2 separate regions of the Homo sapiens genome follow, and region 2 is linked to region 1. A link is an interaction called in ENCODE POLR2A ChIA-PET data of the cell type or tissue named here. Cell type or tissue: PC-3. All regions are shown on one strand. Each heading gives the region's core, and the rest is flanking DNA. Links, peaks and the distances in the headings are about the cores only.

Region 1 (5,383 bases), core at 244-5,243:
AATACTTTAATCCTGACTTCTTTATTATTGAATTATGCAACGTAAAGACTTAACATGACTTGTCCTTGCTAAAGAGAATCATCCCATTCAGTATTCTGCTTAATGTCCAGTTGAGTTTTGAGACATTTAAATGGCTAATTCTTAGAACTTTTATAACCCTCCATTAGTTATTTTTGTTGCACCCATCTGTCTTCCTGGCAAGCAATAAAACCTTGACATATCATGGGCTTATGTGCTTAATTTCAGGACAGGGAAGAAAAGAGAAAATTTGGGACTATATAGCCAGACTATACAGGTCTAATTTCTGACTCTGAATATTCTGAAGAGAAAGAACTCAGGAAGCCAGTCCTAAATCAGAAAACTACCCCTCAAAGGCTTAATGGAGGGTTTTGCAGTTTAGCAAACCCATTGCTAAGGAAAGAATACAATAGAAGGGAGTTGGAGCTATTACAGAAGGGCACTGCTGTTGTCTAGATACTCTTGTATAGTGTTATTTGTGTAGCACATATTGTTACTAATGATTAAGGTCCCCTCCAGCTTTCAGATCTTATTGTTAAACTACTATTTGCATTTTTCACAAATATTTTATACTGCTTGAACCAAGCCTTTTTCTTTTTTGCTCAGTTCATGGTTGACAGATCAACTAAGCTAATTTTTATTGGATGTAGTAATTTTTAAAAGTTCCTCTGTATCACAAATTCTGTAAGATTGGTGCCTGTGACATACTTACTCTTGATTTTTTTCTCAAAAAGGTTAAATATTGGCTAAAATAACTTAGAAATGTCAAACTCTATCTTATTATAGTATTTGAGTGTCGGTGTATTCTAAAGTAAAAAACAGTATTTATTAAAGAATTTTATAAGAGTATTCTAACCAAACTTCCAATTTAAATAATTTTGTATTTTAAGTTACAGCACCCAGTGTATTGGTGTTGGGTGCAAAGAAAGGAAAGGCAGTCCAGCCTAAATTTATTGGCTCTTAGCTTCCTCATTGTAAGACAGTTGTGTTCATTCATTGAACTAAGAAGTTCTCTCCATTTGTTTGAAGATTGATAGGTTGGTTTCTCTTTATTAGTGGGTGCTACTATTCCCAAAAGGCCTTCACTTTGTTAGAAGTCTTCTAGGAAAATTATAAAAATATTCTGTTTACATCAAAAGAGAACAAAGAGGGGGAGGTACTGTAGTCCAATGTATAAACAAAAAGAAGGTAAAACTTTTATACCTTCTTATGCTGCATCAGGAGAACAGTGAAAGTGAAGACTGCATGCACGTTGGATGTGGTGGCTTGTGCTTGTAATCCCAACTATCTGTTCATGTTCTCATGGTACTTTTTTTTTTTTTTTTTAAAGAGACAAGGTCTCACTGTGGTGCCCAGGCTGGAATGCAGTGATGGCATCATAGCTCACTAGAGACTCAAACTCCTGGTCTCAAGTGATCCTCTGGCCACAACCTCCCAACTAGCTGGGACTACAAGTGTGTGCACCACCTCACCTAGCTAATTTTTTTTAATTTTTTGTAGAGATGGAGTATCAGAAAGTTACCTAGGCTGGTCTTAAACTCCTGGTCTCATGCGATCCACCTCGGCCTCCCAAAGTGGTGGGGATTACAGGGATGAGCCACTGAGCCCTGCCTCTCATGGTACTCTTCTACAGCAATCTATCTTTCTGGCTTCAACGCCAAAGCAATGGCACAAATTATATTGTTGCATTGAAGGCAGTCTACAATATGGATAAGTTATTATAAGTTAATAAATTGCAATACTTTAAGAAAGTATCAGTAAACAAGTTAATTCTGTGTCTAGTTGGGAGAGATTATCCAAGTCCGTGTTTTCTGGTCTCTTCCTTTCATTGCCTCTTGATAGTGCCTTTACAAAGGACAGGGTGCAGTTTTAGAAGAGTTTGGTGAACTTGAAATTAATTGTTAGAATGAGATTTTTAAATTTTGTGCATACATATCAGGTTCCCTATTGCGTAATATGTAATCAGCTTCTCAATTTTTTATGTACCCTAATATTTAATCAGGTTTTACATGTGATGCCTCTATCAGCAGTCAGTAGATTAGTATATTTATGTCTGTATTCAGGAATGGTATAACTGAGTGTTAGTATGAGTATATTTGTATCATGCCTAAATTTGATATGGTCATTCTCTACAATTACTTTCCTTCCACATTTCCTTTCTGTTGATAAAGTTGGAAATCTGACATCTTTACCTAGCCATTTTATTTATCCTTTATCATTGAGTTCTATGTGTTCTACATTTGAAATGTTTCAGATATCTAAATTTCTTTCCCATTTATAGTCCAGTATCACACTACAATTTACTTGAATATTACAGTAGTCTTCCATCCATTTCCCTGCCTTATGCATTTTTTTCCAGTTCATCCTACACACAGCCACCAAAATCATGTCTAAATCATTTTTCTAGTTATGTCCTATTAAGAAACTACTAGTGGTCTTTCTGCTGCTTACAGGGTAAAGTAGAAATTTCCTTGCCTACCTTGATGACTATTCTGCTTTTACACACTTAATCTCCCAGTACTTCCTAGCTTGTCTCTACTAGAGCCAAATTTTGTGTCATTCTCAGCCACAATATTTATGGCTTTTCAGTCAGTTTACCCAAAACTTGTTCATCTTTCAAACTTTATCTTCCTCTTCCAGTGTTCCCATCCACATTGATAATCTCACTCCTAATTTGGGTGCTTTCACTTTGTTGCCAAGGCTGGAGTGCAGTGGCATGATCTTGGTTCACTGCAGCCTCAACCTACCAGGGCTCAGGTGGTCTTCCTACCTCAGCCTCCTGAGTAGCTGGAACTACACATGTGTAGCACCTTTTTCTATCTTTTTTTTTTTTTTTTTTTTATGTAGAGAAGGAGTTTCACCATGTTGCCCAGGCTGGTCTCAAGCCTGGTTTCCTGGGCTCAAGCAGTCTGCCTGCCTCAGCCACCCAAAGTACTGGGATTACAGGCATGAGCCACCCAACCCATCCTACTCTGTGTATTTCAAAAATATTTTTTCTGCCCCTCTTTTTGGGAAATAATAATTACTGCTTCTAACAGTTATGTAACAGAGTGTACATATCATGCCTTACAAATCTTTGCTGTTAACTGTAGCATCCAAAGATGATAGGGTGAGTACTCTGTAAGTCTGGAAGAACAGGTCACATTTATTCAGACTTCTCCCCCACAATTTTTAATCAAGCACCTCCCAGTAACAAGTTATTTAATTAGATCGATTTTAAGTTGACAACAGATGTATCAGATGAGGAAAAAATTGAGCATGTGTGGTGTGATTATATAATAGAATTGGTTTCTATAAACCATTTATAGTATTCAACTTTTATAGTATTACTTTTTCAGATGTATGGATATATAGACTATTATTTACTAATTGAGGCTCTGCGAAGTGTAGTGTATTTTACAAACATAATTAAATACTATCATTTAATATGCCTGATACTAACATATATTAATATATTTTAGCATGGTTTCAAAAATTTTAATTAGGAATTTTTGCCTTTTATTATATCAGAAAGTATATTTTGCAGTCAGGCCTCAAATAAATCATTATGAATCTTGTAGTTGTTCCTGAACTTGGAGTGTTAAATTTTGAATTTGCCATTTTTTAAGGTTCCAGTTTTTTGCTGGGCGTGGTGGCTTACGCCTGTAATCCCAAGACTTTGGGAGACTGAGGCATGCAGATTATCTGAGGTCAGGAATTCGAGACCAGCCTGGCTAACATGGTAAAATCCCATCCCTACAAAAAATACAAAAAATTAGCCGGACATGGTGGTGGGCACCTGTAATCCCAGCTACTCGGGAGGCTGAGGCATGAGAATCGCTGGAACTCAGGAGGTGGGGGTTGCAGTGAGATGAGATAGCACCATTGCACTCCAGCCTGGGAGACAGAGCAAGACTGCGTCTCAAAAAAAAAAAAAAAATCTACTTTTTGTGATACGTATTTTCATATATAAAAGTTTTAATTTCATAAATACTTGGTTTTTATAGTAGCCTTCTTTTGGGTTGAGTGATTTGGGCTCTTAATTTTTATTGCCACAAATAGCCCACAGCTGGTAGTTGCAGACTGTAGGAATTGTACACTGGTATGATCTTACACAGGTAATTGGGCTACTGGAAGTAGAGGACTTGCGAAATACAAAGGAAGAAATGAGAGATGTACCTGCCAGGAGACTCAGTAACCAAAACAAAAACTTCCACTTCATCTAACAAATTATTCCTTTTTGGGATAAAGTTAAAGCTGAAACGTAGGTTTGTTGGTTGTTCTTTATTTTCCTCAAACATAACTTAATTCAGACTTCTCTTAACTTTGGAAAAACCCAACATAGATAAGTTGGATAGATTCTTTTTTCTATTTTGCATCATTAGATTTTTTTTGCTTGAAACAGCTGTCTTTAGCATTAATTCTTAGCATCTTAGATTCTTGCCAGATTATTTTTTACTATTATTTGTCATTTTATTCTTTAATGAAGCAGCCCTTCCTGAAATCATTCACATTTAGATTATATGTTGCTGGAAATACTGAATGTTCTGTGTATTGTGCTTAAGCATGCAATTATAGACAGTAATTAAGTACAGTGCATTTGTTTCAATAGCTTACAGCAATAAGACAGCTTTTGAAAGTTTATACATAAGATGTATACAAAGATAGACTGCCTTCATTTTCTTCAGTACGTGAGTAGGGAAAATAAATTCACAGGAGGAATTGTCAAAGAAGTTCAGAATGAAAGGGAATAAAGGGAAGATGGGGAATGAGAAACAATGAAGAAAATAATAGAAAATTTGGGAAAAGATATAGAAGAAAGAAAGCAGAGAAGGATTAAAACGGCCTTTCCAAAACGACTCTTTGTCAGTGCACTTCCATTAATCACCTCTTCAAATGAGATAGTAATAACTCTTTTTGCATTTTTCATTTTTGCCTCACCCTTACTGGAGAAGAGAAGATGAGAAAGACAGTCCCAGGAGTGTCTGGTATCTGCAGCCACAGGGGGAAAGGAAAGAGAATACAAATTGTCATTGTGTCAGTAGTTCTTATGGCTACCACATTGGGGGCAGCTGTCATTGATTAATTTGAGAACTCCTTCTGCGATCTGTTGTCCATTGTTCAGGATACATATCTTTGGCTGTTATTTTAACATTTATTTATGACACTTGTTTCTACTTACTTTGACATTTGGATACTCACTATTAGCAACATCTTATCTTTTTAATTACTGTTTTGTGGCTTATAAAAAGAGACTATAGGCCGGTGACGATGGCTCACGCCTGTAATCCCAGCACTTTGGGAGGCCTAGGCTGGCGGATCACTTGAGGTCAGGAGTTCAAGACCACCCTAGCCAACGTGGCGAAACCCTGTCTCTACTAAAAAT
Region 2 (5,383 bases), core at 261-5,260, 110 kb after region 1:
AAATGGATGAATGCAAAACATTATCAGAGTTGAGTGACTTTTTTTTTCCACTGAATTTGGACACATCAAGCGAAGACCACATTTCAAATACAAACTCTTCAAAGTTTATATTTACCTTTTGGAGGGATAAAATTTCATTATCCAAATGGATAGTCAAGTCACAATCCTATGGATATCAGTAATCAGTACAGTCACTGTTACTTGAATGTCGCTTTTTTATTTTTTTAATTATTATTTTTTTTTTGAGATAACTGTGTCTCACTCTGTTGCTCAGGCTGGAGTGTAGTGGTGCAATCTCGGCTCACTGCAACCTCCCCGTCCTAGGTCCAAGCGATTCTCCTGCTGCAGCCTCCTGAGTAGCTGGGATTACAGGCGCCCGCCACCACGCCTGGCTAATTTTTGTATTTTTAGTAGAGATGGGGTTTCAGCATGTTGACCAGGCTGGTCTTGAACTCCTGGCCTCAGGCAATCCGCCTGCACCAGCCTCCCAAAGTGCTGCGATTACAGGCATGAGCCACCACATGTTGGTTTTTTAGAAAGCTCTTTCACATACATACATTGGGTCCTTTTCTACATTTCCAGTGAGTTAAGCCATAATTGTGGTTTACTGAAGAACGTGAGCTTTGAAGTCAGACTTGAGGTTGAACTTTAGCTCCAACACTTACGAGTCATGGGACCTAGGGAAATGTACTTATTAACCACAAGCCTGTTTTCCTCATGGGGAAAAATTATATATACCTTTTATGACTGTTGTTAAGAATTAGAAAAACAGTATGTAAAACCCCTGATAAGGCTATTTCTCCCACAGGCTTGCTCCACTTATCGGGCTCACCAAATACAGCTGCAGTATGAATTCCATCTTCTACACAACAGTAAACCAGAATGTTCATGTTCACAGCGTTCATCTCCCATCCTGTTGTCTAACGCACATGGTTTTTTTAAACTTTTCTAAGATTGCATGAGATTCTGCAACACAACTGATTATAAAAACACTTGAAGTTTTTACCTTTTTTTTTACTTTCCAACTCTCGTGAATGTACAGAGGACTTTCCAGAAGCTACATGATGTGTGATATTTCAGCTGATGAAATGTAGATGTATAGGTAATCGGTCAGAGTGGTGGGAGAAACTGTTGGGAAAGGAGCAGGCCTTCTGAAAGGTCGGAAGGCTTCAGGGGAGAATAAGCTGAACGCAGCTGTTCTCTGACCTTGAGGCAGAGGGCAAGGAGTAGGTACAAGGACGTGTAGGAGAATTTATCTTAAATAGGCTTGTTCACTTGTGTTGTCCAGAAACGACTTTTGATCATCAGCGCGCATGACTGCTCCCTGAAAGGAAGAACAATAATGTTAATTACCCGCAGACTGTGTTTGCTCCAGGCTTTCGGCATTATGTCTGTACTGAATAAAAGCAAGCAGCTCCAGCTGTTCGAGGCTGCTCTCTTCTTCAGCCATTAGTGCCGGGCAGCCCACTAGCTGCTGTTACACTGCATATCTGTGTCTGAGTACTCCTTTCTTCAGTTGCTTGGCCAGGGTCTGTGGGACAGACCCAGCAGCTGGTGCCCTGTGTGAGGAACGCTGCAATGGATCGCGACGGAACCCTCGAAAACGAAGGTGAAGAGACTGCGCAGTAAGCCAGTAATTGGAATTGGAGCCCTCTTGGGATTTCCAAGTTCGAGGGAATTTTCAAGCTAGGGTTTCACATTGGGACAACACTTACTCAACAGAAACAGCATATAAAAGTATTGAAACAACTGCTTAAAGCTGGTGGAGCCTCAGTTTGAGGCCCAATTAAGGGACCTAATGCAAACTCTTGTTTTCCATAACCCATAGTTCCCAGAAGAAGGCACGTTAGACCTAGAGCTCTGGGAGCAAGTGGGAAGAAATCTTAAACGACATCATGCACAAGGGCAATGGGGTCCCAGTAACATCTTTAACATTATGGGCCTTAGTTAGGGCTGCTTGGGAGGAAGAACCATCATCTACCTTACTGCCTCCGCCTCCTCCCCCAGCCCCACCGTTACCGGGTAAAGGTGCCACAGAGGAGACAGAGGTTTTCCCTGAGCCCCCTCCCCCAATAAACTGGAAAAAGGACAAGGGATACACTACAGTTATGGGACCCTGTCTTAAGCAAGCGGCATTAGAAGGGGAGCTCTTGGTCTGCCTGGTAATGCAAGATCAACAAGGCAATCGGGTACATGAACCCATTACTTTCAACACTTACAAAGAGATAAGAAAAAGCATTAGAGAAAATGGAGCCGCTAGCCCGTTTATGAAAGGATTAATTGAGGCCATGGCAGACAACTTCCATATGACCCCATGGGACTGGTCAGTGCTAACTAAAACAACTTTAGAGGCAAGTCAATACCTCCTCTAGAGGGCAGAATTTGATGAATTATGTGCAGCAGACCGCTTTACGCAAAGCCAGAACACGAGCTGTAACTACTGCGCCTGTCAAACCTGGCACTGCACACATCTGTACTCTTCAATCAACAAAACCTGATGCAAAAAAAAGGGGGAGATGTAGATCAGTCAGAGTGGTGGGAGAAACTGTAGGGAAAGGAGCAGGCCTTCTGGAAGGCCGGAAGGCTCTACATAGCTTCCGGGGGAGAATAAGCTGAAGGCAGCTGTTTTCTGACCTTGAAGAGGGCAAGGAGTAGGTACAAGGACGTGTAGGGGAATTTATCTTAAATAGGCTTGTTCACTTGTGTTGTCCAGAAACCGACCTTTGATCATCCGCATGCATTACTGCTCCCTGAAAGGGGGGACAGTAATGTTAATTACCCACAGACTGTGTTTGCTCCAGGCTTTCGGCATTATGTCTGTACTGAATAAAAGCAAGCAGCTCCAGCTGTTCAAGGCTGCTCTCTTCTTCGGCCACTAGTGCTGGGCAGCCCCCTAGCTGCTGTTACACTGCTTATCTGTGTCTGAGTACTCCTTTCATCCGTTGCTCGACTAGGGTCTGTGGGACAGACCCGGCATAGATGAAAATTCAGCTGTCTGCTATTAAGCCAGACACTAAAGCAAGTTGTGAAATGTGAAACAATGCCACTCTGCTCACTAAATTATTGTTTGGTAAAATATAGTAATTTTTACCATATTATTTAAATAACATTTTAAAAATGTTATTGATGTTAACATGCATCAAGGGTCAAAGGGTCCTGAAACCAAACACTTTGGAGGACAGCTGCTTTATCCTGTGGCTGAAAACTATAAAGCAAGATTCCTTTAAGTAAATGTGGTGTATGCATCAATCTCTCCATCTTTGGTGTGCTTTCAATCCAAGTATCCCCTTTCTTCCTTTTGCAAGAAAGAAACTAAGAATGTAAGCAGTTACTTCCTGGCTTCAGTCCCACAAAAAGCTACAATTTTTCTAAGCAGTGATCTGGAACCAGTTTAACTGGACTCTTGCTATTAAGATAGCTCTTAATGATGTTTCATTTTGTTTTCTATCTTTCACACAGAGCTTACTCACATAGCATATTGGTATATCAAAATGAAATGCAAGGAACCAAAAATAACATAATTGAAGGCAGTAAAAGTGAAATTAAATAGGAAGATCATCAGTCAAGGAAGACCCACTGGAGAGTAAGTATGCAAGTTGTTAATAATTAATTGGGTTACAAAGGGAAAAACAGAGACTGGGTCAGTGAAACGAAATCATGGTTTGTTTCCCTGAGGCCCTGCTAATACCTCCAAACTGGGCCAGATCGTAAAGCAAGATACCTTGAAAAGGACTTTCATGTTAACTTTTCAGGTTGCATATGAGTTCATTCACAAGTAGTTTAAAGAATCATGCAGGAAAAGGACCAGATCTTGTAAATCTCTTGAGTCCCTGTATTTTGTGAACATTTTTCTAGAGAAAATTCAGGTAGCTTATCAAAGGATTTCTGTCTTGTTCAGGGAGTTGTTTTAAAAAACAAAATATTGGAATTTTGAACACTTATAGTGGTTTACAGGGTAATTGGGGTAGAGTACATAAAATTGGTGTCGTCTAAGAAAGCTCTGATTGGTTTCCATGATCGTGGTATTCAGGAACTATCGTAAATTGGCCAAAATCTTGTTTTCCAGTTTCTTCCTTTCGCTTTTTATTGCCTCAAGTTGCCTGTCTTCCCCGCTCTTATTTTTCTTCTAGCTTTATGATTCTCTTACATGTTCCATGTCGGACTTGTCTTCTTTATTCCAGTCATCTTCTGAAGAGGTTCTTGGTTCCTGCCTTGGTGGCTGTAGCTGATTCTCTTTCTCCTCTGTGGACCTTCCTCATCCCCTAGGAGACACAAGCGTCCTCCTCCAGGTCCTCCTCCTCCCTACTTTTGTCATCTTCCAGGTGCCTCCACCTGTCAAGAGTCAATGATGAAACGGGAACTTGGAAAACATCCCTTGGATGTTGCCTACCTGGCTTTTCTTTTTGCGACAGAGTGTCAATCTGGCACCCAGGCTGGAATGCAGTGGCATGACTTGGCTCACCACAGCCTTGACCTCCTGGGCTTAGGTGATCCTCCCACCTCTGCCTCCCAAGTAGCTGGAACTATAGGCCCCCACCACCACACCCGAGTAATTTTTGTATTTTTTGTAGAGACTAGGTTTCACCATGTTGCCCAGGCTGGTCTTGAACTTCTGAGCTCAAGTGATCTACCCACCTTGGCCTCCCAATGTGCTAGGATTACAGGCATGAGCCACGGCCCCCAGCCTGACTTGGCTTTCCTTACTTAATTTAGAACAGGAGTTATAAAAGTTAAAATCATGTGAGACAGATGATTCTATTCTTTTATCCTAAAGTTACATTTTTGAAAAATGGGTCTTTATGAATCCACAAAATTTCCTCACCCTCATTTTAAACCAACATTGGTTGTTTAAAACTAAGCCTTTTTTGTTTTCATTTTTGGCACAAGGGGGACTTCATATGGTCTTACTCATCTTGGCTTCTTTATCCAAGCAACACCACTTGTAAGACCAATGGCATTTGTCAAGTTGGCAGCTACATTTCTGTGCCCTTGTATATCAAATCTGGAATGCAACTTTTTTGGATAAGATCAAATTAAACTGTACTATGTTTAAATACAGGGGAAAAAAACTTGAGTGTGGGAAGTACTTGTTTGATTGGGTCTTTTATAGTTATGAAAATAGATTTTGTATTATTGCCTTTACACATATATACGTTTGTATAAGTAGATTATTTGTATACCTTAATAAGTTATCTTATGACAGATTTATGGCCATGAGAGTAATGGTTCAATCTGTCATCAAAACTGATAGCCCTCTCTCACAGTGATTTATTTTTATTTTAGGTTCAGGGGTACATGTGCAGGTTTGTTATAAACTCATATCAGGGTGGTTTTCTGCACAGATTATTTTGTCACCCAGGTACTAAGTCTAGTACCTAATAGT

What was found. Peaks named below come from ENCODE experiments on the same cell type or tissue, not always from the same donor. Only the 100,000 strongest peaks of a DNase experiment are listed, where the experiment ranks them.
Region 2: POLR2A ChIA-PET joins it to region 1 with 13 read pairs; 6 of 35 experiments call an interaction of 5 or more read pairs at or near these places.

The regions. Positions count from the first base shown.
Region 1 is chr3:169,969,742-169,975,124 of GRCh38, forward strand. All of the region lies in intron 1 of SEC62 (SEC62 preprotein translocation factor), which reads left to right. Among named protein-coding and RNA genes, the nearest start is that of SEC62, 5.6 kb to the left of the region's middle. In PC-3, for the core only: no CTCF peak of the experiment used is centred there; no DNase peak of the experiment used is centred there.
Region 2 is chr3:170,076,315-170,081,697 of GRCh38, forward strand. GPR160 (G protein-coupled receptor 160) reads left to right here. Exons shown (of 4, transcript NM_014373.3): 3 at 3,460-3,583. It overlaps LOC124909456 (a long non-coding RNA gene), which reads right to left and starts at 4,456. Exons shown (of 2, transcript XR_007096157.1): 1 at 4,148-4,456; 2 at 1-1,324. In PC-3, for the core only: a CTCF peak has its summit at 2,365 (motif pointing right); a DNase peak (open chromatin) is centred at 637.